Regions from separate parts of the Mus musculus genome. Here all the other regions are linked to region 3. The links are chromatin loops, found by intact Hi-C in ENCODE. Cell type or tissue: heart. All regions are shown on one strand.

Region 1 (8,000 bases), 390 kb after region 3:
TGTCCTAGGCCCTCATGGAAGCTCACTTTAAACAATCGATTTGCTCACAAGGTGTCCCACAGACGCTGTTTCATGAAGCACACAGTGTGACCAAGTGGGAATGCTCTGCTGCTAACTCCTGCCAGGGTTCTGCCTGCCTCTACAGCCCACAGCTGGAACAAAGGCTGGTGAGGCCGTGGGCTCTCATGACCACCAGTCTTACCCAGCTTACCTTCTCTGTGTCCTGTATTTTCTGTTCCTTTCTGGTATCTCCGACTTCCTTTTTGGATTTTTGTTCTTTATAACTTTCTTTGGGCTGAAGCCCATCTTTCCCCATTTGGACTCTCCTCTCCACTGGCTCACACAGAACCAGTCTCTAGTCTGCCATGTGACGAGGGAGTCCTTACATGGCTCTCCTGTGGCTAGATAGCTCACATGTGAACAACAGCACCCTGTTTGGATGTTCCATGGAGTGTTTTTCCAGTCGTCTGCTGAAGGGCATCTTGTTTCCAATGTATGCAATCATAAAGAGAACTGTCAGAAACATCCACATATAGGTTTTGGTGTAGTGATACTTTCAAGTTATTTGGTAAAATGTCAGGAAGAGTTGTTTATTTTTTTAAATTATACTTATTGATTAGTTTCTTAGGGAGAGCATGCTGCGAAAGCACGAGCGTGGAAGTCAGGAGAGAACTTCCAGGGTCGATCTCTCCTCTGGGGTGGAAAGCCCGGGGAATGGAACTCAGGTGCTCAGGCTTGGGGGCGGCTGTCTTTTATCTGCTGAGCCACCTCACTAGCTTCAAGGCTAAGATGTCTCTTCACTCACGTGCATGTGTATTCTGTGACTGTATGAGGTTGGTGTGCAGGAGTGCCTGGAGACCAAAGGGCGGCTTTGGATCTCCTGGAGTGGAGTTACAGGTGTTCCGAGTCACCCAATGTGGACACCGGGAATTGAACTCAGATCTCTGGAAGAGCAGCTAGTGCCCCTAACCACTGAGCCATCTCTCCAGGCCTTGAATGTTTAGTTTTTTTAAGGAACAGCCAAACTTTGTATCCACATGGCTGTACTTGCATTCCACCAGCCTGCTTCCATTGCTCCACATCTTTGCTGGCATTTGGTGATGTCAATATTTAAAAGTTCTTTTAGTAATTGTCTAGTAGTGTTTCCTTTGTAGTTTGCAACTTATTAATGAAGTATGGGCTGCAGAGTAGAAGGCTTCCATGGCGTCACGTTTTTTGTTCAGGTGACTGCTGAATATTTTCTGCTCATCTTCATTTAGTTGCTTCTTATTGCTAAGAGCTCTTTTTATATTTTGAAGATACATCTATTATTATTTTATTTTAAATATTTGTTTATATTATTTTATGAGTATGCACATTTTGCGTATTTTGGCTGTATGTGTACCATACAAATGCCTAGTGTCCATGGAGATGAGAAGAGTGTGCAGGATCCTTTGGAACCAGAGTTACTGACAGTTGTAAGCCACTATGTGGTGGTGGGAACTGAACCCAAGTCCTCTGCATAAGCCACCTCTGAGCTACCTCTCCAGCTGCCTTAAAACATTTATGTGTATGTGTGTGCCTGCAGATTATGTGCAAGTGTGTGCATGCCCGTGTGGGGAGCAGGGGAGGCCTTGAGAGAATGTGTAAGGTGCAGAGGAAGCATCAGACCCCAGGGAACCAGCAAAGCCTTCCTCTGGTCCAAGTGTGAGTATTTACAGGAGGTGGACCACTGTGTAAATACTGCAGCTTCCTCTTCCTTATGTTTACAGCCTAACACAGCCCCCTACAGACACCTCCTCCTGAGATTAGCCATCTCTTCCTCTTCCTCCACCTCCTCCTCCTTGTAACCTCACTGAGGTTCTGGGCTGTGTTTAGTTAGTGGCACTCCATCCAGAGAGTATGGCCCACCTGATCCCAGCTTTTCTGTAAGCCCATCTGTGTGTCTGTCCTTTCTTCTTTCCTTCATCCTCCAGTCAGGTTTCCAAAGCCAAGCTGATACATCACTTGTGGAGGCCAGAAGGGGGTGTTGGCTCCTCCGGAGCTGTGGTTATAAACATGTCTACTTACTAGGTTTTGTTCTTTTGTTTTTAAAAAGATTTGTTTATTTATTGTATGTATGTAAGTACACTGTCGCTGTCTTCAGACACACCAGAAGAGGGCATCAGGTCTCACTACAGATGGTTGTGAGCCACCATGTAGTTGCTGGGAATTGAACTAAGGACTCTGGAAGAGCGGTCAGTGCTCTTACCTGCTGAGCCATCTCACCAGCCTCATTTTTTTTTAAATACAGAGTTTCTCTCTGCGTAATTGCTAAATTTCTTTCATTTAAAAATTTTGTATAGGATTTTTTATACTTTGTTAAATTTTATAAAAGCATTTAAATTTTGGGTGCAAATGTAAGTGATGTTGTTCTTAAATTTAACTCCACTTGCTTGTTTCTAGCTGACTTTTTAGTGTTTTGTAACCTTGCTATAAATGCTTTTAGGTCCAAGGATATTTTGGCTAATTCTTTTTGATTTCTTGCACAATCATGTAACCTGCAAACAAAGATGCAAAAATTTTAGCTCTCCCTCCCAGTTTGCATGTCTCCTGTTTTCTTCCCTGCCCCTTGCACTGGCTATGCCCCCCACCCCGTCCCTGCTCCAGTGTTGGGAAGCAGAGGTGAGTGGGGCACTGGACAGGGCAGCTACGTGAGAACAACTTATTAAAAAGATGAGATCAAATGCCCACAAGACAAAACGATAATACCTTTTGTATGAAGGTGGAGTTGAGAGTGAAGTTGAGGGTGGCAGAGGCTGATGAGAGAGGAATTATGGGATGGGGTGGGGGAGGAATATAATCAAAAGACACTGAATTCATGTATGGAACTGTTCAAAGAACTGACAAACATATTAAAATGAGCAGAGGAGATCTTTTAAAGGGTGACTTGAGAGCATAAAAATAAGGGTCTGGCCATTCAAAAGCTGAAATAAAAGTTTTTTTTTTCTTTTTTAAATATATATTTTGTAGTTTCAGCAGTGCACACATGTGACCAAACTCGTCTCACCTCTGCTGCACCTCCCGGAGCTGCTGCTGTGCTTCAGCCTGAGAGGGCAGGCTTTACAGTTTTACTCTCTATAAGACATAGTCTCGTTTCCCAGAAAACAGAACCACGGCACCATTGTCATTTACCTAATATCTCCGTTTCAGACAAACGTCTCAAAAGCGAGCCATGGTTCTTCTCCTGTGATGCCAGCGTCCACAGGTGCATGTTGGATTGGATGGACGCATCTCTTCAGCTTCATTTAGTCTATGGGTTCTTTTCTATGCTGTGCTACCTGTCATGGCTATCCTATCTTACCTTTGTTACCCACACTTAAATGTATTTAACTGAGCATGTCAACCGCTCTGTTTCCAGGGAATTAGAAATGGATGTGGAACTGCTTCAGGGTCAGGCTTGGTGTTTCCGAGAGTGTTCAGATGTGTGCTGTGCGCTTCTGTCCTATCAGAATGGTGATATTCCCTCCCTCCTCGCTCCCCAGGCTGGCCTCTGCCTCCAGAGTGCTGGGATTAAAGGCCCGCACCAATCATTCCAGGCTGATGGTCTCTTCTTCTTCTTCTTCTTTTTTAAAGACAGGGTTTCTCTGTGTAGCCCTGGCTGTCCTGGAACTCACTCTGTAGACCAGGTTGGTCTCAAACTCAGAAATCCGTCTGCCTCTGCCTCCCAAGTGCTGGGATCAAAGGCGTGCGCCACCACGCCAGCTGATGGTCTCTTCTTTAAACTTAGGAAGGACCACCGAGACATCTGCTTTGGCAGCACACACTAAACTGGAATGATACGGAGATCAGCATTTCCCCCTGAGCAATGGTGACAAAGACATTTGTGATCTGTTCCAAGTAAAAGAAATGGGGGGTCTGGAGAGATGGCCCAGTTGTTGGGTTAGTGCTTGCTGCTGCTGTAGACCTCTGCTTTGATCCCAGCATCTACACTGGGCAGCTCCCAACTGCCTCACATTCCAGATCATGGGATCCAGTGCCCTCTTCTGGTCTCCATGGGCATTGCATTCATGTGCGTTCATAGGTACAGACTCATATCATAAATAAAAAGAAATGAAATAACTGTTAAAAAGCAAAAACAAAAAACAAAAAACAATGCAAAAACCGGTGGGGTTGGGTATTTCAGACGCATCTTTTAAATGATTAAGTTCCTAATCAGCTTTTTCCTTGTTTCTGATCATTTCTTAAACAGAATGTTTTTATTAATTCTTTGAGAATTCCATCCACAATATTTTGACTGTGTTTACTCTCTATTCCTCTCATATATAACTTCTATGTCCTCACTCAGCAAGCTTCATGTTCTCTATTTTCTAACCCACTAGTCCAGTCTGGCTGACCATGGCTGTGTGACCATTTACCTGGATCGCTCCACCCAACAGGAGCCACACCCTTAAAGAAAGAAACAAAACTGACCGATCGATCCTCTGATAGAGGCCACAACTCTGTAACTGCTCAGGCTGGGGCGGGGCTCCAGACATTTAGTGCTAATAATAATTATATAGGTTTATTATTTTGTTAAGGATGGTAAGACAGTATCAGCACTCCATCATTAACTAGCTGGAATAGATCCAGGAAGAAAAACGTAGCATAGCTAATTTAGCTGCGCATGTTGGCTCATGTGTGTGATCTTAGTGTGTGTGACAAGGCAAGAGCACCGCCTGCCACAAGTCTGAGGACAGCCTAGGTTACAGAGCAAGACCCTGTCTCAAACAATGCAAACAAACTAACTCCTACCCACCAAAAAAAAAAACAAGAAAAAGGAAAAATACAATTTGACCCATTCAAATTGCTTCCGTTTGCTTCCTTTGAGGTAGAGGCCATATAGAAAGTCAAAGTGAGTGCTTGCCCCTGTCCTGCCTTTAAGCTTTTAGGCCAATGAGAGACAGTGCTCCTGTCTTCCAAAGCTGGCTGGTGAGAGGTGCCCACTTTGGTACCATCTAGGAATCCTGGAACTGAACATACTTATGTTGTCTCCAGTGCGTGAATTATTCTATTATTGACTAGTGGCAGCTGGCTCCTGACTTTGGCTGGTTTTGACTGCTTCGCTGTTGCAGGCATGATAACATGCTCTGGTTTATGTGTCCTCTGTCCTACACTAAGATCATCCTGACTGCATTCGGTGGGTGACAGTTAGAGACTATAATCTCTCACTTATGTGCTCACTCCTGTTGAGTTGGTCACTGTGTCTCACTTTGTTTTATTAAGTGGATAGGCACAGACTGAAACTTCTTTGTCTTTGGAGACTTGGATGATTTCCCTTGGTTTCTTTGATTTTTCTCTTTATAACTAAGAATATTTATAGCTAAGATTCTTGACTCTTAATCAAATTAACATATCTATATAAACCAGTTTCAGAATAGCAATACCAGTATTATTAGTAAACAGGGTGACTCTTGGAAATAAATGTCTTAAAATGTACTTTCAGGTCTCCTTCATTAGGCTGTAATACCACTAGAAATGGACACTCAAATGACTGCTTCAGACTATTTGACACATATTTTGACATAAAACTTTACCACTGTAACAATGTCAAGTGTGTAATTTGGTGGCACTAGTGCATTTCATTGTTATGTGTTGAAGTAAATCCCCAGCCTCAATAAGCCCATGCACAGAACAAACAACTCAGTTATAATATTTATAAGCTCACACCTAGATTGGGCAGATCTGCTCTATTCCCCAGCTGTGAGATCCCTTGCTACCTGTGGCTTTTCCAGGCCATGTGGTTCTGCTCCATCTTCCACCTTCTCTTCCTCCATCTTCATTTCTCCTCCTCTGTCTGTCCTCCTTCCTTTCTCTCCCTCTCTAAACCCTCCAGTCCCACCTTTCCCTTCCACTGCCCAATCACAGGCTCTAGTCTTTATTTGACCAGTTAAAATAGGGAGGAGGTTCACTGAAATCACCCGAGTACATCCTTGATCCACTCCTTGTTAGGGCAGGTCCTCTTGAGGAAGCAGAATTAGCATCAAAATACAAACAGCACCAGGACAATCCACAAGATTTCTCCCTTTTTGTTTAATTAAAAGGCTCTTTTCTCTCAGATATTTAGTGAGCACAACTATTACAATTATGTAATTTATAAAGATACACTTAACACCCAGTCCATCAATTTTGTCAAATTAGATAAAACACCCTACCATCTATCTTAACTTAAAAGGCTTACAATTTTATATTTGAATTATTTCTTGGTTTTAGCTTGTATACCATCTGAAAACCATCCTTTCAAATCTATATCATCTCTCTCGATACTAAACAGCTTGAGTTGGCTATGAGACTACAACCAGTCTTCAACTCTGTTAGAAATTACCTGAAAATATAGAAGCACAAAACACAGCTTCCAAAACTTAACCAGAATTAACATCAAAATACAAACAACCAGGGCAATCCACAGAAGTTATGTAGTGGACATTAGCCTCCAGATCAACTCCAGCCGCCCACTCCCCTCTCTGCATCTTTTGGAGCTATACTCCACTTTCCATCTAGAGCAAGTTAATTATTCTTGGTACTTCATATAAACAGAATTACAGAGTGTTTGCCCTTTAGTGACATCTTATTTCATCTAATAAGGACTAGTTCTAAATTCTAATTTAACAGTATTTTCTAATTATACAAAACAATTACATGGTTTAAAAGTCAAATTTTCAACCCAGGTTTTATACAGATAACTAGTGTCTCTCTCTGACAGCTCAGCCCTTCTTTTTTTTTTAAATTTATTTATTTTATGTATATGAGTACACTGTAGCTGTCTTCAGACATACCAGAAGAGGGTATTGGATCCCATTACAGATGGTTATAAGCTACCATATGGTTGCAGGGAATTGAACTGAGGACCTCTGGAAGAACAGTTAGTGCTTTTAACCACTGAGCCATCTCTCTAGCCTCAGCTCAGCCCTTCTTTGCTTCCCCAGTCCCATACAGGCAGCCAGTTAAATGTTTTTGGTTTATCTTTTTACTTTTAAACTAAAATAAGCAATTCGTATATTTGTATTTATTCCTTCCCTCTGAAATGGCTGCATATAAGAACGTGAATGATGCGGCGGCGGCACACCACGCCTGTTCTCTGATGCTCTGGGACACCCCCACTGTGAGCCTTAGCTCCTCACACACAGGTCTCACCCTTCCCTCCCACTCTTAAGACCGACTCTACAGTTGTGTTGATGAGCTTATGATACAAGTTGAGGTACATACCATGTGCTGTGCTAGTATTTGTTGAAAATCTGTAGCAAGTGCATTTGAAGGAAAAAAATGTTCTTGTGACATCAAAGGAATTCTTGTAAAAATATCACTAACCTGGGGAAATGAATGGAAATATGTAACTTGTATGGCTAACTCCAAGTGCAGAACAACAGAGTAAATGTTCTATTGAAGCAAAGCATGGCAGAAACTTGAGGCACTGCTGGCATTCTGGTGGCAGGTTATCCTTTCTGCTATAAGACATGGTACTTATCAACACTGTGTGTGGCACAGGCTAGCAGAAACCAGAGAGTCACATAGTAGGTACTTCCTTCTTCCACTGTTACATCCAATCACACAAACTGAGAACAGGTACTTCCCTGTGTGGACAAGGAAATCTGAGACCTGTGACATTTTCTAGGTTTTGCTATCATTTTTCTCTCCTGTCCTTGTCTTCAAAATCTACTCAAAAATTACAAAATAATGCTAACCTGCCTTCCCATCAAATAAAAGTTATAAGATATTCCAACACCTCAAAACAGAATCCCAACAATTGTACTTAGCATTGCATCTCTCAGAAATACTGGTGCAAATGACCTGGGTAGCGGTTTTGTGTTGCCTTCTTTTCAGAGGGTGGTGAAGTTGGGCAAGGAGGAAAAATGTGGCGAATACTCAGTGAAATCACTAAATGCTTTTCTCTCCTAGCTGAACTCTCAACTGTCAATGCAGAGAGTGACAATCTTCAGGCCACACCATCTGACTTTATATACAGTTGCAGTGGGAGCTGTGGCAATGTTCCACGTGCTCTGAGC
Region 2 (8,000 bases), 160 kb after region 3:
TGCAATCCCCCTTACCCCCGTTTTACCTTATAAATACTGCTGTTAAGTTATGAACCACAATGCCCTGACTTAGTCACGTACAGATTTAGTGTCTATGCATAACAGACAGCAGATTTTAATGATTGGAATGTCAGTTAAAGAAAGATAAAAGCACAATCAAGCGTGTATTTTGTCTCCGGCCCTCTTGAACCATAGAGCATAGAACGGAAGTCCCATAAATGATAACGGAATCTGCTTTTAGCTACGAGTTCTTCTCTGTAGCCAGCCTTTTAACATATCCTTCTACACTGTCAACATCACTGTCAGGTCTGTGATTCACTCCACTCTGGGGTGATCTCTATGGACATTTTAGAGACAAAGGAGGCAATGATGGAGTACTGATGGCAGTTGGAACTGAGCCTACTGTCTTCATAAACTCAAGTCGGTTTCTAAAGCAAAAGTGGGCGGAGCTCTGAGTGAACGGAAAAGCATGCGCAGAGCAAGCTTTGTCAACTCTGCTACGGAGAGCCAAGGAAGGAACTCTCATAAACTGGAACTTTCCCCCCCACAAAGGCTGTGACTCTCACAACCACATCAAAAACCATAGCTGGTTCTTCATCAAAATGCCCTGGGGCTGGAGAGGTGGCTGGAGTTAGGGGCACTTGCTGCTTCTGTAAAGGATGGGGAGGGGGAGGCTCCAACACTCACATAATTGCTTACAATCATCTGAATCTCCAGTTCCAAGGGCTCCAACATCCTCTTCTGGCTTCCTTGGACACCAGGCATGCATACAGGCAAAGCACTCATATACATAAAATAACATAAAATAAATAAAATAAATCTAAAAACCACAAACCAGGCATGGTGGCACACATATGTGGCATGTGCTTATGACCTCCGATACTGGGAAAGCTGGGACGAGTGACTGCAAGCTGTGGCCTGCTTCCAAAGCCTATTATGTGCCTGTTGGGTAATAACTTTGAGGGAGTGGGAAGTTTGTATGTCAGAAAGTAAACAAAACTTGCAAGTCTCTGAAAGCTATAGCTAGATTCCTAAGGCCCCCTCCTTATACAAGAAATAACAGGCAACAGTAATGACTTCGAAGGGGGATCCACCCTCTGTCCTGGGATCCACTGCTGGTTTTCCTCTCTGCATACTTCTTGTCCCCTGACCTATAAGGATAAGGAACAGAGAAGAGTGAGCAGAATAAGGATTTATTAACCAAAGAGAAAGAGAAAGCTCTAGATGGGTCACAGCAGCAGCAAGGAGACTGGGAAAGTTTACCACCAACACCAAAAACTCCCTGACAGAATTAGAACTAGAAAAACATTAGCTTAAAAATCCTCTTTCACAGGTCACGTCTACTGTCTGTGTTCGCTCCTTGGATACGTGCAGAAAATGTATTTAATACAGAAAGTGCAAAATGTAATGTGAAGGTATATGTCTTGCACTTTGAATGCCTATTCAAACTATATAGATTCATATAGACTTGGTGTCTGGTTAATTTTGGTGAGTGGTCCTTTTGTTTATTTGTAAGTTCTCTTATAATGAAATTTATTTTAAAAGAGTGATTGCCATTGAAGAGAGAAGGTCTAGGAGTTTTTAATAAGTTCAGGAAGGTCCTAATTGGCTAGCTGTATATATGCAAAATAGGTGAAAATACAAGCCAACCAGAGGAAAGTTCACCAAACTGAGAAGGGTTCTCAATTAAGACCTTATCTCAGACCTCTCTTCCCCTTTTCAGGGTGTCTCATGGGTATGGGAGAGGTAAAATGAGGAAGTGGGGGTATACCTAGAGGTTTCCAGCCTCCATTTCTGGGCATTGGTGCCCATCACAGCCTGGAGCCTTTCCTACCTCCTACCTCTATCAGAGCACAGTATTTGTGCTGCCCACACTGGGGTGGGCTTTGTTTCTAGTAATGCAACTGTCTTTGAGTGATTCTAGCTCTTGGAGTCGTCCCTCGTTCATGCTCTGTATGGAAGTCCAATCAACTCCCTGCTTTACCAAGTGCAATCCTTCCTTCAGCCTGCTGGTGGTAAACATGTTTATTCTCTGAGAAAAAGCCTCACAACTGCACATCAGGGTTGTATTAGTTTTCTCCTTATTGCAAACAAAACAAAACAAAAACCTGCAAAGCAGCTTAAGGAGGGATGGATTTACTTTGCCTTACAGTTCCAGGGTAGAGCCCATGGTGGTGAGACGTGTCAGCAGAAACCTGAGGTAGACGGCACATTGTATCCGAAGTCAGGAAGTAGAGAGAGATGGATGAGACACCCAGCTTTCATTCAGTTCATAAACCAGAGCCACCTAAGTTCAACTAACTTAACCTAAATAATCCCTACAGACATTCCTGGAGGCTAACCTAGAAAATCTCTAGGTTATGCCCAGAAGTTGGTCTCGGAGATGAGTCTAGATTCTTTGAGTTGACAATCAATATTGACCATGACATGAACCTCTCCAAAAGACAGATGCCAAGCTGCCAATAATCCCACCACTCAGGAGGTGGGGGCAGGGATGTAAGGCCAGCCTTGCTATAGAACAGAGTGAGTTCTAGCCCAGCTGAGGCTACATGAGACTTTGTCTCAAACACCCCACGCCCAACACACACACACACCACATACAAACACACAAACCACCACCACCATCACCCACATGCAAACACACACACACACACAAACACACACACTGACTCCAGGGAGCTAGGATGGGCCTTTGTGCTTCTTTTTAAGTTCCATGGGTGGGTCTCATATGCAAATTAAAAGGAACCACTTTGGCTGGATCTAGATGATATAAAACAGGAGTCTGTGAATGTAGGTCAGTGGTAGAGTGTCTGCCTAGCAAGCCCTGAGCACAACCCCCATCGCACAAATGTACACATGTACCCATGCACATGTGCACACACACAGAAGAATAAACTAGAGGGGCTGGAGAGAAGGCTCAGTCGCTAAGGGCCTGCACTGCTCTAGAAAACGACCTAAGTTCAGTCCCCAGCACCCATATCAGGTGGATCACAACCCGCCATGCCTCCAGTTCTGGGGCTGGGGGTTTATGGATGCCTCTGGGTTCCAAAGGCTGCTGCACTCACATGCACAGGCACTCTAATAGACACGTAATTAAAAATAAATGGCTTTTAAAAGAATGAATCAGAAAAAAAAATGTCTAGCTAGAGGACTCTTCCAGTCAACTTAAAAAGAAGTGAGCGAGCGACAGAAGTAGATCGGGTTGAGCACCCCTGGAACCTCAGCGCCTGGGAGGCTGAAGCGGGAGAAACTCTCGGGGATTCTCTACCTACTCTCCCACGGTCAGCTTACTCTTTTCCTCTCCTTTCTTGGTCAGGTAGTCATAAAAATGTACGAATTGGCGTTTTAATAACGCCTCCCACCCCAGGCCCCAAACTCCCAATAATGTTGTGTTCATAACTCTTAGCAGCAGCAGCAGCAGCAAGGATCAGTGGTACCCCACCCCCACCCCATGCATACCAGATTAACTCATGGTTCCAATGCAGTCTTAATAGCCAGCCTGGGCATCCCATAAGGGGACAAGAAGTAGGAGTATAATCCTCAGACTGGGGCTCAGGCTGGGCCTCAAGCAATTTTTAACCTCACAGGCCACCTGGAGAGTCTGAAAAAAACAAAGTTAACTCTCTTCAGAAAACGCCCCTCACCACTCAGCACGTGCTTTCAGGGGGTTCTATACTAGAATTAACTTTTGAATTAACTTAATTGAATAAATCAAAGTCCCATTCCTTAATATATGGTAAACAGAAAGCCGTAAGACCTCAAGAATCGAACGGTCTAGTAGTCAAAACAGAACAGTGGCCAGAAATCAACACATGCGTAGATAATGACAAGCGCCATGGAGAAGAGAGCATTCTAGAAGCCAGTGGCAGAGATTTTGTATAGGTTGAGTTGAGGAGGGAGCTTAGAAACTTAGAAACTTGTGCTTTGAGAGGCAATGGTTTTAAGTAGATGGGTGTGGTGGATTGATCCAGGCGACCCTACCAGGCATAGCAGGCCAGTCAAGTAAGTTAATGAAGAATTTAAGATTAACATGACTCTGGGCTGTGCTGCTTAGGGGTCAGTGCAGTGACAAAAGTTGGGGTCTGGGGTGGGGCTGCTACTAAAATGCTGAGTAGTGTCTTATGAACATACACACACACACACACACACACAGGGGAAATGAGCAAGTTTGGCTGTAGGGGAGCGGCCTTGAAGTCCTCCGTCCATTATCAGGGTCAGAAGTTAGCCCTGTGTCTGCTCAGTAAGATGAAAGAAAACCACGGGAGGGCAGCGGGTGGTGGAGAACTACGCTGGGCTCGTGGGCCTGAAAGTGAATTTTAGCTGCTGTATGCAAAGTCCTTGGTGTGTGGACAGAAGGGAGCCGGTAAGAAGGTTACAACAGGTCAGGAATAAATAACCAGCAGGCGGAGGATCCCGGATCCCGTCCTGCCTTTTGTTGGGTGAGGAGCGCCAGGCAAGCGCGTCCACCTTGGCTTAGGAAGGAGGCGATTGGACCGTCCGCCCGCAGCCGCAGCCCCGGGTGACGGTGAGGGAACCGGGGACGGGGGGGGGGAGGGGGGGAGGTACAAGACGGGACCTCAGAGCTCTGCTGTCCACCCGAAGCCCCGCGACGGGGACCCCGGAGTAAGTCGGGGACGGGCCGCGTTGCGGCGGGAGGGGGCGGGCGGGCAGATCCCACCCCTTCCTGAAGGAAGCGCCCTCCCCACCGCGACTGCCACCGCCGCCGCTGCCGCCGCAGGTCACGGCCCGCGAGCCGCCGCCGCCCGGAGCAGGTAGGCGCGGCGCCCTCATCCGCCCCTGGCCCCTGATGCCCTGCTCGTCCTGCTCCCGACCCAGCGAGGACCCCACCCGGGCGGCCGCGGTGCCTCCCCAGCCCCCGGGCGCGTACTCCCGAGCCCGAGGCGGGCGGTGCAGCTCCGCGGCGCGCCCGTCCCGCTCGCCGCCGCCGCAGTGTCGCCTGCGGCCCCCCGCCCCGCCCAGTGACAGGTGTCCCACCACCGCGGGTGGGGTCCGGGGAGGAGCGGCGGAGCCCAGCCTGCCGGCCCCGGCGCTAACTTGCGGTGCCCTGAGCGCAGCCCCGCGGCCGCCCTACTGGGCGCGCGTTCCTGGGAAGAATCCAGGATTTCGGGCTTAACCAGGGGGAGTGCGGGGGTGGGGTACGGGTCGCGGTGCACGAGGCGCTATGGTTATCCACGGTCATAATAATTTTCAAAAGTCGACATTCTTGGGTTATGGAGAGAGCCTTCGCTGAGTGGTTTTCCCCCTCCTTAAATGAATCAAAGAGGGAATAAGGGGTTTCCCAGTTGAAATTCATGTTCCTTCCTCCCCACCCGCCCTCCATTCATCCCTCTCTGTCCACCCCTGACCCCCATGGCACTTTATTATACCCTAAGCACTTTGCTGGTCTTTTGGTCGCGGTTTTTCCGACCAGATCTTTCAGGGCTGAGCCAGGGTGGTGATTGCCAACGTGAGAACAGAGCCCAGGTGAATGGAAGCCAGCCAACCCCCCTGGGCGATCCCAGGCTGACCTCCGACATACATGGTCCTGATAGGGAACCGAAATGCACGGATGCATTTAAAAGGCAAGACAGAATAAAGCACTTCTTAGATCTATTACAGTAACACCGCCGAAAGGGCGATATTAGTTTCTGCTTCTTCAATTCTCTGCTTGAATCGAAGACAGATTTTAATAATGCACGACTGTAACTCCATTCTGGGCTGCAGTTAATAAAAAGGGTAGGCGAATGTGAGTGTATGAAGTCCATGGTAGCAGTTAGTAAGCTGACCCACATAAAATGTCCCGTGTTGAGGGTAGACCGTTAGGCGCATACACGTTAATAGATGCAAAATGAATAATTTTACAATCTCAACTTGGGGCAGATACCTAACTTTTTCTTACACATGTCCTGGAGAAAACCCTGCTTCCAAAGTAACCATAGCTGTGCACGAGCTCTCTCTCTCCCCCTCTCTTGGCCTCCTTCTCCCTCTCCCTCTGCTCCTCCCCACCTTTTCTCTGTCTCTGTCTCCCTCCCTCCCTCCCCACTCACCCCACTACTGACCCACCTGAGGCAAGGTCTCTCTATTATGTAGCTCTGGCTGTCCTGGAACTTTCTATATAGACCAGGCTGGCCTGGAATTCGCAGAGATCCACCTGCCTCTGCCTCTGAGTACTGGGATTAAAGGCACGCACCACCATGCCCAGCAACTGTCATCTCTTAATGAACTAGAAGTGTGAATTTAATTTTCTTGGCATAAGCATGGGGATTTTAATGGTTTGCCCTTGATGTACAAATTACTTAAATGTTTTTTGCAAGCCTCCCAAGTTGGAAGCTGACAAACTGGATATAGTAAATAAAAGGGTAAGGAAGTTTTGCTAGCATTAGTAATAATTGACAGATGTTATGACACTGGTCAAACATAAAGAGTTTGGGGGGAAAATGCATGCTTATTGCGATCTGCAGGTTAACTGAATAAAGTCTGTTTGGTTTACTTAAATTTGCATTATAATATCTTGATAGCGATTTCTTAATCTGTGTTTCTTGTCCAATGCTTTTCGAGGGAGGTCGGTTGCTTTAAAGGGTCATCGTTTTTTCATGGACACAGCAATACTGTCAGTTGGCCTTTGTTACAGCCTGCTGTCACCTTGCTCAGTCACCTTGCAAGAATTCTGTGTTCAGTTGTGCTATTCTTGGTTTCCCTGTGGCCAGTACCTCTTTGGTTCATGGTCAGGTGAGCAACATTCTGGAGACCTGAGGGAGCGAAGGGTATCTGGCCCCACAGTCTTAGTCCTTTGTATCTCTGTACATCAGGATCATTTCTGGGGCCTATTAAGCCAAAGGATGCGGAGAAGATAAAGTTTTATCTGCCAGTCTTCCTGTTCCTGGAGGAACCTGTAGCATCAGACTTGGGACTCAGTAGTAATAAGGTTGACCTTGCCAGGCCCAGGCGCCTATCATTACTATGCCGTTGTATGTGTTGGGTATATATGAGTGTGGTGTGCACACATGTGCACATGCATGCACGAGTGGAGGCCTGAGGTCAACACTTCTTCCCTTCAGCTCTCTCCACTTTTACTTTTTGAAGTAGAGCCTCTCAGTGAGCTGATTTATTCAGTCAGGCTGGCCCAAGGAGTTTCAAGAGGTCTACCTGCCTCCCTCCCCTACCAAAGCCTGGGGTTATAGGCACCCAACACCATGCTTAGCATTTAACACGGGTAACTCAGGTCCTAACGTTTACATGCCAAGCACTTTATAGGCTGAGCCTCTCTCAGCCCAGAGTGGAAATACTTAACTGAGAGGGATTTCAGACAGGACAGTATATATATATATATATATATATATATATATATATATATATATATATATATATATATATATATATATATATATTCTCTTGTAGCTCAGTATTACCAAGTATAACTTTCTACACTGATGGGAATAATCTATAAATCTGTCTTATATGATAACCATAAACTTTAACATGAGGCTGTTGAAACGTGGCCAGTACAACTGTGGAACAGATTTTAAATTTTATTTAACTTTAATTAACTTAAATTGCCACATAGAGATAGTGGCTACCATGTTGGTCGATGCATCTCTGAATTCCCACCACTCATTTCTGATAGGGATACATCTGATGGCAATTATCCCTTAATTAGGAAGAAGTAGAAAATTGCATTATGCTGCCAGGACTTAACTCAGGAATCGTGTTTTATAGAAAGGCGCTTGCATGCATGCTAGAGTTCTTGTCTACTCTAAAAACACTTGGCTTTTTAACTCTCTGTCTCTGCCACTCACAAACATAGTCATCGGTCCAAGTTGTTGGGGACAGTGTTCTGGTGGGCGCTCACAGAAGAGCATTATCTGCCCTTGTGCACACTGTGGCCCATCAGTCAATCTACGTTGGCTTCTGCTCTAGCTAAGTTTGCAAGCCAGGGGGGAGATATTTGGAGAAAGGGAGGAAGGCTTATGGCCATGCCTGCCTGTACCCTTCCTCTCACA
Region 3 (8,000 bases):
AATCCCTGCGTGTCTAAGGGGATACCCCTTCACACAACAACATGCACAAAAGCTCCATTCAAATCCCCAAGTAATTTATTTTCCCCCCCGGCGATAATCTTCCTGCTTTCCCCAATATATTAAATTTGTTTTCTCAAAGCTATCTCAACTGTGGTCTGAAAGACTGGGCAGTTTCTTTCCCCTCCTAACCCGCAGCCTCTCCGTGGGGTTGTGTCTCAGCTCCTCTGCTCCCCCACACCTTGGTCCTCTTGTTTCACCCTGGTGCTGATGAGGGGCAAGGTGTGAACGAAACACCTTAGAAGAGAAAGAAGCAAAGATGCTGTGGTGGCAGCTTATGCACTGCTGATTATCGGTTGTCAGAATGGTCACAGTTATCAGAAAACGTCCTGGGTCAGGCACAGTAATGAGAGCGGGCATCTATCTGATACAATACAGCGGCTTACAGTGCTACATACTTGAATAGACACTCATTTAACTGCCTCACAAACCTGTGATCAAGCTATTGCCATGACTCCTACTTTACTTAAGAGGAAGCTAATGAAGTTTTTAGTGAAGAATTTAGTAAGTGATGCAGTTGGAACTTAGACCTGGTGGAGTTAGATCTAGAACGCTTGTAGCAGTGCAAGAGGAAGCTGTGAACTCTGGAGTCAGGGGATCTGCTTCTGAACACTGCTTTCCCCATATTACCTGTGACATCACATGTCAGCTGTGACATTGCATATCTGCTGTGACATCACATGTCAGCTGCAATATCACATATTAGCTATGATATCACATATCAGCTGTGATATCACATATCAGCTGTGACATCATATATCATCTGCAACATCACATATCACATTTCTACTGTGACATCACAGTTCTTCTGTGACATCACATATCTGCTGTGACATCATATATCATCTGCAACATCACATATCTGCTGTGATATCACATATCAGCTGTGATATCACATGTCAGCTGTAACATCAGATATTAGCTGTGACATCACATATCAGCTGTGATGTCACATTTCTACTGTGACATCACATATCTGCTGTGGCATCACACATCAGCTGTGATATCACATATCATCTGTGACATCACATGTCAGCTATGACATCACATATTAGCTGTGACATGCAGCAATCCCTTAACTTCTGACATCAGTCTCCTCCAGTTAGAAAGAGAACCAGCCCCAGGATGTTCTGAACCAATGGTTCCTCATTACGCAGAGTTGGGCATACCAAGTATTCAGTTTTTATGTGAATTATGCTGTCTCTTCTGAGATCTATTAACTCTCCTCACTTACTCTATGTCAACGTTTCCAAGTGTCTCGAAGACATTTTAGAGGCTTGCCTCTACTTTAGCAATCGCTTTCTATTATTCCAGATTACTGTGGAAAACAAAAGAATATGACAGCGTTGTGGTGTGGGGTGGAATAATCCACTGATGTAGCTGATACAGTTGACAAAAATTAAGATGAGACACTGACTGATGTGAAGAGAAAGTTTAAATAAGACTAGCAGACCAAAGACATATCATGGCGGGTTAAGAAGAAAGCCCAAAGAAGGAAGGGAGGGAGGGAAGGAAGGAAGGAAGGAAGGAAGGAAGGAAGGAAGGAAGGAAGGAGCGAGCAAGAAATGACAACATAAAGTGTACATCAGAGGACGAGGTGTCTTTCCAGGAAAGACACAGAGCATTGACACCAGGATGCCTCAGCCAGAGGACTCTGGGCGGGGCCTCAGGCAGAGGGTGCTGGGACGGGGATTCCTGGGGTGTCTTTAGGCCTCTTCCCTCTGGCCCTCATTTTATTAGTCAGCTCTGCTTTCGTAGTTTTCTACCTCACAGACAATATAGGCCATCCTAGCCCTAACTTTCCTCGTGTCTTCCTTACTGTGTCTGACTGCAGCTGCCACAGGATCTGGATTCAGTACTTTGGTTTACAGGTGAGCGTTTCATAAAGTGATTCCTTCTTTAAAATTGAGAACTAGCACTTCTCTCCAACCAGGCACTGACCTATGCCCTTTGTAGGTTTTGCTTACATTCAGAGGTCATAAGAGAGGATCCGATCTCCTGGGGCTGGAGTTACAGACAGATGTGAGCCGTCAAGGGGGGCTCAGAATTGAACTCTAGTCCTCTCTGCAAGAACAACCAATGATCTCTTGCAGCTGCTTGCTACTGGTTCCTCTCTGCCCTTCTCAAGGGTCCTGAGGCAGGAAACAGTCTGACTGCTCACCAGCTTACTTTCCTGAGTGCCATGTTTGGTCCATGGAGCATGGTCTTAGTTTGAACATCCTCGGCCTAGGGAGTGGCACTATTAGAAGGTGTGGCCTTGCTGGAGTAGGTGTGTCTCTGTGGGCTTTAATACACTTGTCCTAGCTTCCTGGATGCCAAGATGAAGATGTAGAACTCTCAGCTCCTCCTGCACCATGCCTGCCTGGATGCTGCCATGATCCTGCCTTGATGATAATGGACTGAACCTCTAAGCCAGCCCCAATTAAATGTCCTTATAAGAGTTGCCTTGGTCATGGTGTCTGTTCACTTCAGTAAAACACAAACTAAGACAAGCACACAGCACTCTAGAAAACCCAGAAAAACAGACAGATCCCTGAATGCTTTGCTGTTACCCCAAGTGTCTCAGGAATGACTCTGAGATCTGTTGTCTGCTGCCCCTCTACTTTGTTGAAAATATTTTAAAGCTTTCCACGGGAGCTGAAAATATGAGCTCTCTCCTTAGGCTTGAGATAAAGAAGACTCAGCCTTTGCCCGTATCCCTTGTGGTGAGAAGAGAAGAGGGGACCTGCAGCGCATTGGTGGCTCTCTATTGACTGCCCCACGTACACTCTGACTTTTCCCACTCTTGATCTGTATTTGGCAGCCGTGAGTGGTGGCTGAGTTCTATCCTTTGAGAATTTTGTTTCTGATAGCTGTGGTATCAGTGCCTCACAGAAATGGAAGCCGAATCCTCTTCCTACACCTCAGTCACTGAAGCAATGGAGAAACATGCAAGGCAGGGAGTGTTTCAGCTCTCCATGGCTTCTTACACCCCAAATGTGGTGGCTTCAAAACATGGGGAGACCATTCCTTGTGGTTCTATGGTTTGGCCGATGGCTTCCCGTATAGCCGCCATCCTTCACAAGGCGTAAAGCTGGGTGCTTTTGACTTTTAGGGACAGGGTTGAACACCTGTCTTTCTCACAGCGTCTCATTGTTTAGTGATCCATGCTGGCTTCCCTGTCACCTGCTCAACCCTTTCCTATAGCTTTGTGTTTATGGGGAAAGCAAGTGACAAGATGAGATACTTGGCAGTGATCAGGGTGGAGGGCAGGATTTAGGAAGACGTGATGGGGTGGGGGAGGGGAGGGGGAGGGGGACAGGAAGGGACTGAGGAGAAGGGGAGAAGGGGAGGGGGAGAAGGAGGTGGACAGAAAGGGAGGAAGGAGAAGGGGGAGAGAGAGGGCAGGGGAGGAGGGGGGAGGAAGAGGAAGAGAAGAAGGAGAAAATGTCTTATATTAAAATTTTTACTTCATTGTGTTTTTTTTCTGACCACGTTCCTAAGTTCCTCTGTAATCCCTTGGGTCTCTTTAAAATCTTAGCGTGTATGAATCCAGCCAGCCCTTCCCCCATCGTCTCCCCCTCCCCCAACGTAGCAAAATGCGAAGGTTGATCACCACCTGCTGGCTGGTGCGCTGATCTATCTCACCGGGACCTCCTTGAAGGGCAGTACAAAGAGACTGCCAGTAGGCGGCGCTGTGCCCACACCTCTGGCACCAGTGCAATGCTACCAACTTCACGAATTGCTAGATAACTAAAACAAGAAAGGCTCTTCAAAACTATGCCATTCGCTGATTTCTTCTTCCCCATGATGTACCTGTGGTCTGGAGAGGTGACTGTTGGAAACTGGGCTAAAATCCTCTTGACTTCCAGGTTGGCGTTTCCACTCTCCAATTCTCCCCCAGACAGCCCTACAGCCATCTCGGCTGTGACTTCAAATATCTTAGCAGTGTCAAAAACAAACAAACGAACGAACAAACAAACATCTTTTATATGTGTAAAAAAATCAGCAATGAACAGAATAGCTTTTTGGTGACATTTGTTTGTACCCTTTTGCATTTGTCCTTGCGGTAGTTAGCAAATATCTAGCAGAGATGGAATTAAATTTTCTTTAAAAATGTAGTTTAGTTAACAATTGCAAAGCCACGGGGGAAGATTCCAGTTTCTGCAAATAATTAAAATACTCAGGGATATGAGGCAGTTTGCAGTGTTAATCTTCAATTCTGTTATTGCTAGCTTAGGGATCATGGGGAAACTTCACATCTGTAAAATGGAGCAATGGTGTTGGTGGGTCATGTCATAGTCCAAGCGGTCAACACGTGCAAATGGTAGTGAGAGTAGTAATCATAATTTAGAATCTAGAACTCAGAACTGAAATCTAGTTGTTTCTATTACAACAGAGGAATTCCCCTCCTTGCTGTGGGTATGTAACTGTGGCATAGGTCTTTTGCATCCGTGTATAGCCACTCCAGACACTACCGTGGCTAGGAACTGTGAAAGTGGTGGGTGAGTGGCTTAGCTATGTGGCTGGTGAGTAAACAGGAGATGAGAAAGGAAGGAGGATGCCAGAATGACTTCTTCCCAACTGGGGACCCTTCTCATAGAAGGGTGTGGTGGGGGATCTGGGAAATAATAATAACAGCGCCAACAAGATGGCTCAGTGGGTAAAGATGCTTGCCACCAAGCCTGGGGGTCTGTCTGCGTGCAATCCCGGACATCTACATCGTGGAAAGAGAGAACTGATTCCAGTAAGGTGTCCTCTGGTTCCACACATGAGCACACGGACACACACACACACACACACACACACACACACACACACACACACACACCCTACACTGAAAAATGTAAAGAAATAGTAACTGTTTGCTTTCTGTGAAAACTTTTTTTTTAAGGTGTGGATCTTTGGTTTGTTTTTGAGATATGTTGCACAGTCTAGCTTCAAACTTGCCATGTAGCCCAGGATGGTCTTTAATTCATGATATTTCTGCTCCCTAGGGCTGGGATTCCAGGACTCGGACTCCCCACCTAGCTTTTTGGGTCATCTCTTACGGTGTCATCCACGTGACACTGGCTTCTTCTCTTCCTCTTCCTCCTCCTCTTCCTCTTCTCCTCCTCCTCTTCCTCCTCCTCCTCTTCCTCCTCCTCTTTCTTCTCTTCCTCCTCCTCCTTCTTTTTAAAAAGGATTTATTTATTTTATTTATATGAGTACACTGTAGCTGTCTTCAGGCACACCAGAAGAGGGCATCGGATCCCATTACAGATGGTTGTGAGCCACCATGTGGTTGCTGGGAACTCATGACCTCTGACAGAGCAGTTAATGCTCTTAACCACTGAGTCATCTCTCCACCACTCCCCCAGTGGTTCTTGTCTGATCTCTCCTGTGCTATGGTTTTCTCATTTGGACAGATGCCTGCAAAAGTCTAGATCCTGCATATTCTTTTCAGTTAATTAAGCTGACCTTGTGTCTGTTTGGTAACATGATTCAAATATTGTTTTGTTTACATTTTAAATATTGAACTTAACTGGGATTTTTTTGTGGATTCCTACCCTGTGGCACGGTTATCCCGGACTTCAGTGTTGTCTCTTTCCTGCAGCTGTAAGATGCTTGGAGGTGAGAGTGTTGAAATGTTCCTTTAACTAAAAGCCAAGTATAGATCAGAAATGGGCCGAAAGGCAGGCACAAGCATGGCACTTCTTTTTCTTTTGTGCACAGCAGAGCACAGCAGAGCACAACATTGAATAATCGGTAGGTATATTTGACAAATTGGGAATCCAGTTCATTAGAGAGCTTGGAGTCTAAAAATCAGGCAGCTTACAGGAAAATTTATGAGAGTATTAGACTGTGCAGCTACCAGAAAACAGGGCGCCAGGAACCGAGGCTGTATTGATGATCTTCCGCCCGAATCGGAGCTGTGTCCACTGAGCAAAACCTTCTCTTGTCAATGTGACTTAGGGGAGGAATGTTAGTGACACATAGATCTAGAAGACCAAGGGGACAGACTCAAACCCACAGGGCAGGATCAGCTCTGCAATATCTGTGGTTGAAGAACTAGGGGCCTTGTTCATAAAGCATCAATGTAAACAAAACCCTTGGGGAAAGACTTAGTCCCCATAAGGATCACCAGGACAAGCACCACCAAGTTATGAAATGCAAGTTATGCTGGTAAAATCATCTTTAAAAAAATCAATGTCTGGTAAGGCTTTTGAGAAGTTTATGTTCCCAAACTGGCATAAATTAGTACAAATATTTCTGGAAAACAGCACAGTGAAGTGTTACGAGCCTCAAAACACCACAGCCTCTAGTCTGGTGACACACTAGAGACCATTTCTTGGAGAAATAAGTCAACACAAAGATACAGGGGCTGGAGAGATGGCTCAGTTGTTAAGGGCATTGGTTGCTCTTCCAGAGGACCCAGGTTCAGTTCCCAGCACCCACATCATAGCTCACAATTGATTTTGACTTTAGGGGACCTGATGTCCTCTTCTGACCTGCACAGACATTTTCACACAAGTATTGTACACGTACACACTCATACACATGTATACACAAAATAAATAAATTTTAGAAAAACAGAATAGATTACCTAAAAATTATTAAACAGAAATGATATGTTTAATCAATATAATATTATTAGGACTAATATACTTGGGCTGGAGAGATGGCTCAGCGGTTAAGAGCACTGACTGGTTTTCCAAAGGTCCTGAGTTCAAATCCCAGAAAGCACATGGTGGCTCACAACCACCTGCAATGAGATCTGATGCCCTCTTCTGGCGTGTCTGAAGACAGCTACAGTGAGCTTACAAATAATAATAAATCTTTGGGCCAGAGCAAGCGGGGCCAGAGTGAGTGGAGGTCCTGAGTTCAATTCCCAGCAACCACATGATGGCTCACAACCATCTGTACAGCTACATTGTACTCATATACATAAAATAAATAAATAAATCTTAAAAAAAGAATAATATACTTGTGAGTTGTGAAAACAAATGGAAAAGTCAGTACAAAACAACACCAAGTGAAAAAAGAGTTCACTTAACTTTGTAAACACCGACTATTTACTTCCTTAAGACAGAAACCATTGGAAATGTAAATGAGCTAAATACCTAATAAAAAATGGAAAAAAAAGTATAAACAATAAAATAAAAAAAAAAGACAGAAACCAAGCAGTTACAGATAAGAGGAAATCACTCGGGCTCACTGCATAGCCTGATAAGAAGTTAATTTGATTTTTCTATTGCTCCAAGGTACCGTATCTACTGCTTCCTACAAAATTAAGACACATATTAAAAAGATTAATATTTTGATGTGGATGGGTGTTTTCCCTACATGTATGTCTGCATGCCGTGTGTGTGAGGTACCAAGGAGGCTGGAAGAGAGTGTTGAGTCTCCAGGGATGGGAGTTACAGATGGCTGTGAGCCACTGTGTGAGTGTTGGGAATTACACACTGGAAAGAGCAGTTGGTGCTCTAACCACTGAGCAATCTCCCTAGCCCCTACAACCACAGTTTAAAAGGCTTTAAAACCTTGAGTTGTGAACCTGCTAGTAATCCCAGCTTCAAGGAGGCTGAGGCAGGAAAACGGCTGCATTCGGGTCTCCCTACACAGGGTTAATCAGACCAGTTAGGGCTGCAGAGCAAGACACAGTCTGAAACAACAAACCCAAACAAACAAAGGCCGTATCACAAAAGGCCATTTATTAAGAACAGGACAAAGATGACCCTTGGCTCTCTATCGTGTGTCTTCTGACAGCTGTTCAGATCTTAGATACCAGGTGGGAAGACAGAGTGTACCACTCTGGGCCTCACAGACATGCTGCACACGGTGGGGAGGAGTGTCATGGCGGCTCTAAGCCTTGAGCGGTTAGGGGAGACTGTCTAACTGTCTGCTGGGAAGCTGTCTGGCTGCCATCTGGTTGGGAGCTTGGCTTTGGTCTGGTTCTTATGATTGCTTGGCAGTGTGGCTGG

The links. A loop is a pair of places that touch in the nucleus more often than their neighbours do. Peaks named below come from ENCODE experiments on the same cell type or tissue, not always from the same donor. Only the 100,000 strongest peaks of a DNase experiment are listed, where the experiment ranks them.
Region 1: it touches region 3 in a loop (6-fold over the local background); 10 of 42 quality-filtered maps call a loop at or near these places.
Region 2: a loop joins it to region 3, with 2.9 times the contacts of the local background. A loop is called at or near these places in 6 of 42 quality-filtered maps.

What each region holds. Positions count from the first base shown.
Region 1 is chr5:99,924,147-99,932,146 of GRCm38, reverse strand. It overlaps Vamp9 (vesicle-associated membrane protein 9), which reads right to left. Exons shown (of 6, transcript NM_001378420.1): 4 at 7,204-7,305. Among named protein-coding and RNA genes, the nearest start is that of Vamp9, 22 kb to the right of the region's middle. In heart, a CTCF peak has its summit at 4,011 (motif pointing left); no DNase peak of the experiment used is centred here.
Region 2 is chr5:100,155,991-100,163,990 of GRCm38, reverse strand. It overlaps Tmem150c (transmembrane protein 150C), which reads left to right and starts at 4,710. Exons shown (of 8, transcript NM_001382851.1): 1 at 4,710-4,772. In heart, no CTCF peak of the experiment used is centred here; DNase peaks (open chromatin) are centred at 4,630 and 4,770; H3K4me3 peaks cover 1,452 bases; H3K27ac peaks cover 1,150 bases; H3K27me3 peaks cover 4,794 bases.
Region 3 is chr5:100,317,960-100,325,959 of GRCm38, reverse strand. No RefSeq gene overlaps it. Among named protein-coding and RNA genes, the nearest start is that of Gm45913, 20 kb to the right of the region's middle. In heart, a CTCF peak has its summit at 3,731 (motif pointing right); no DNase peak of the experiment used is centred here; H3K27ac peaks cover 461 bases.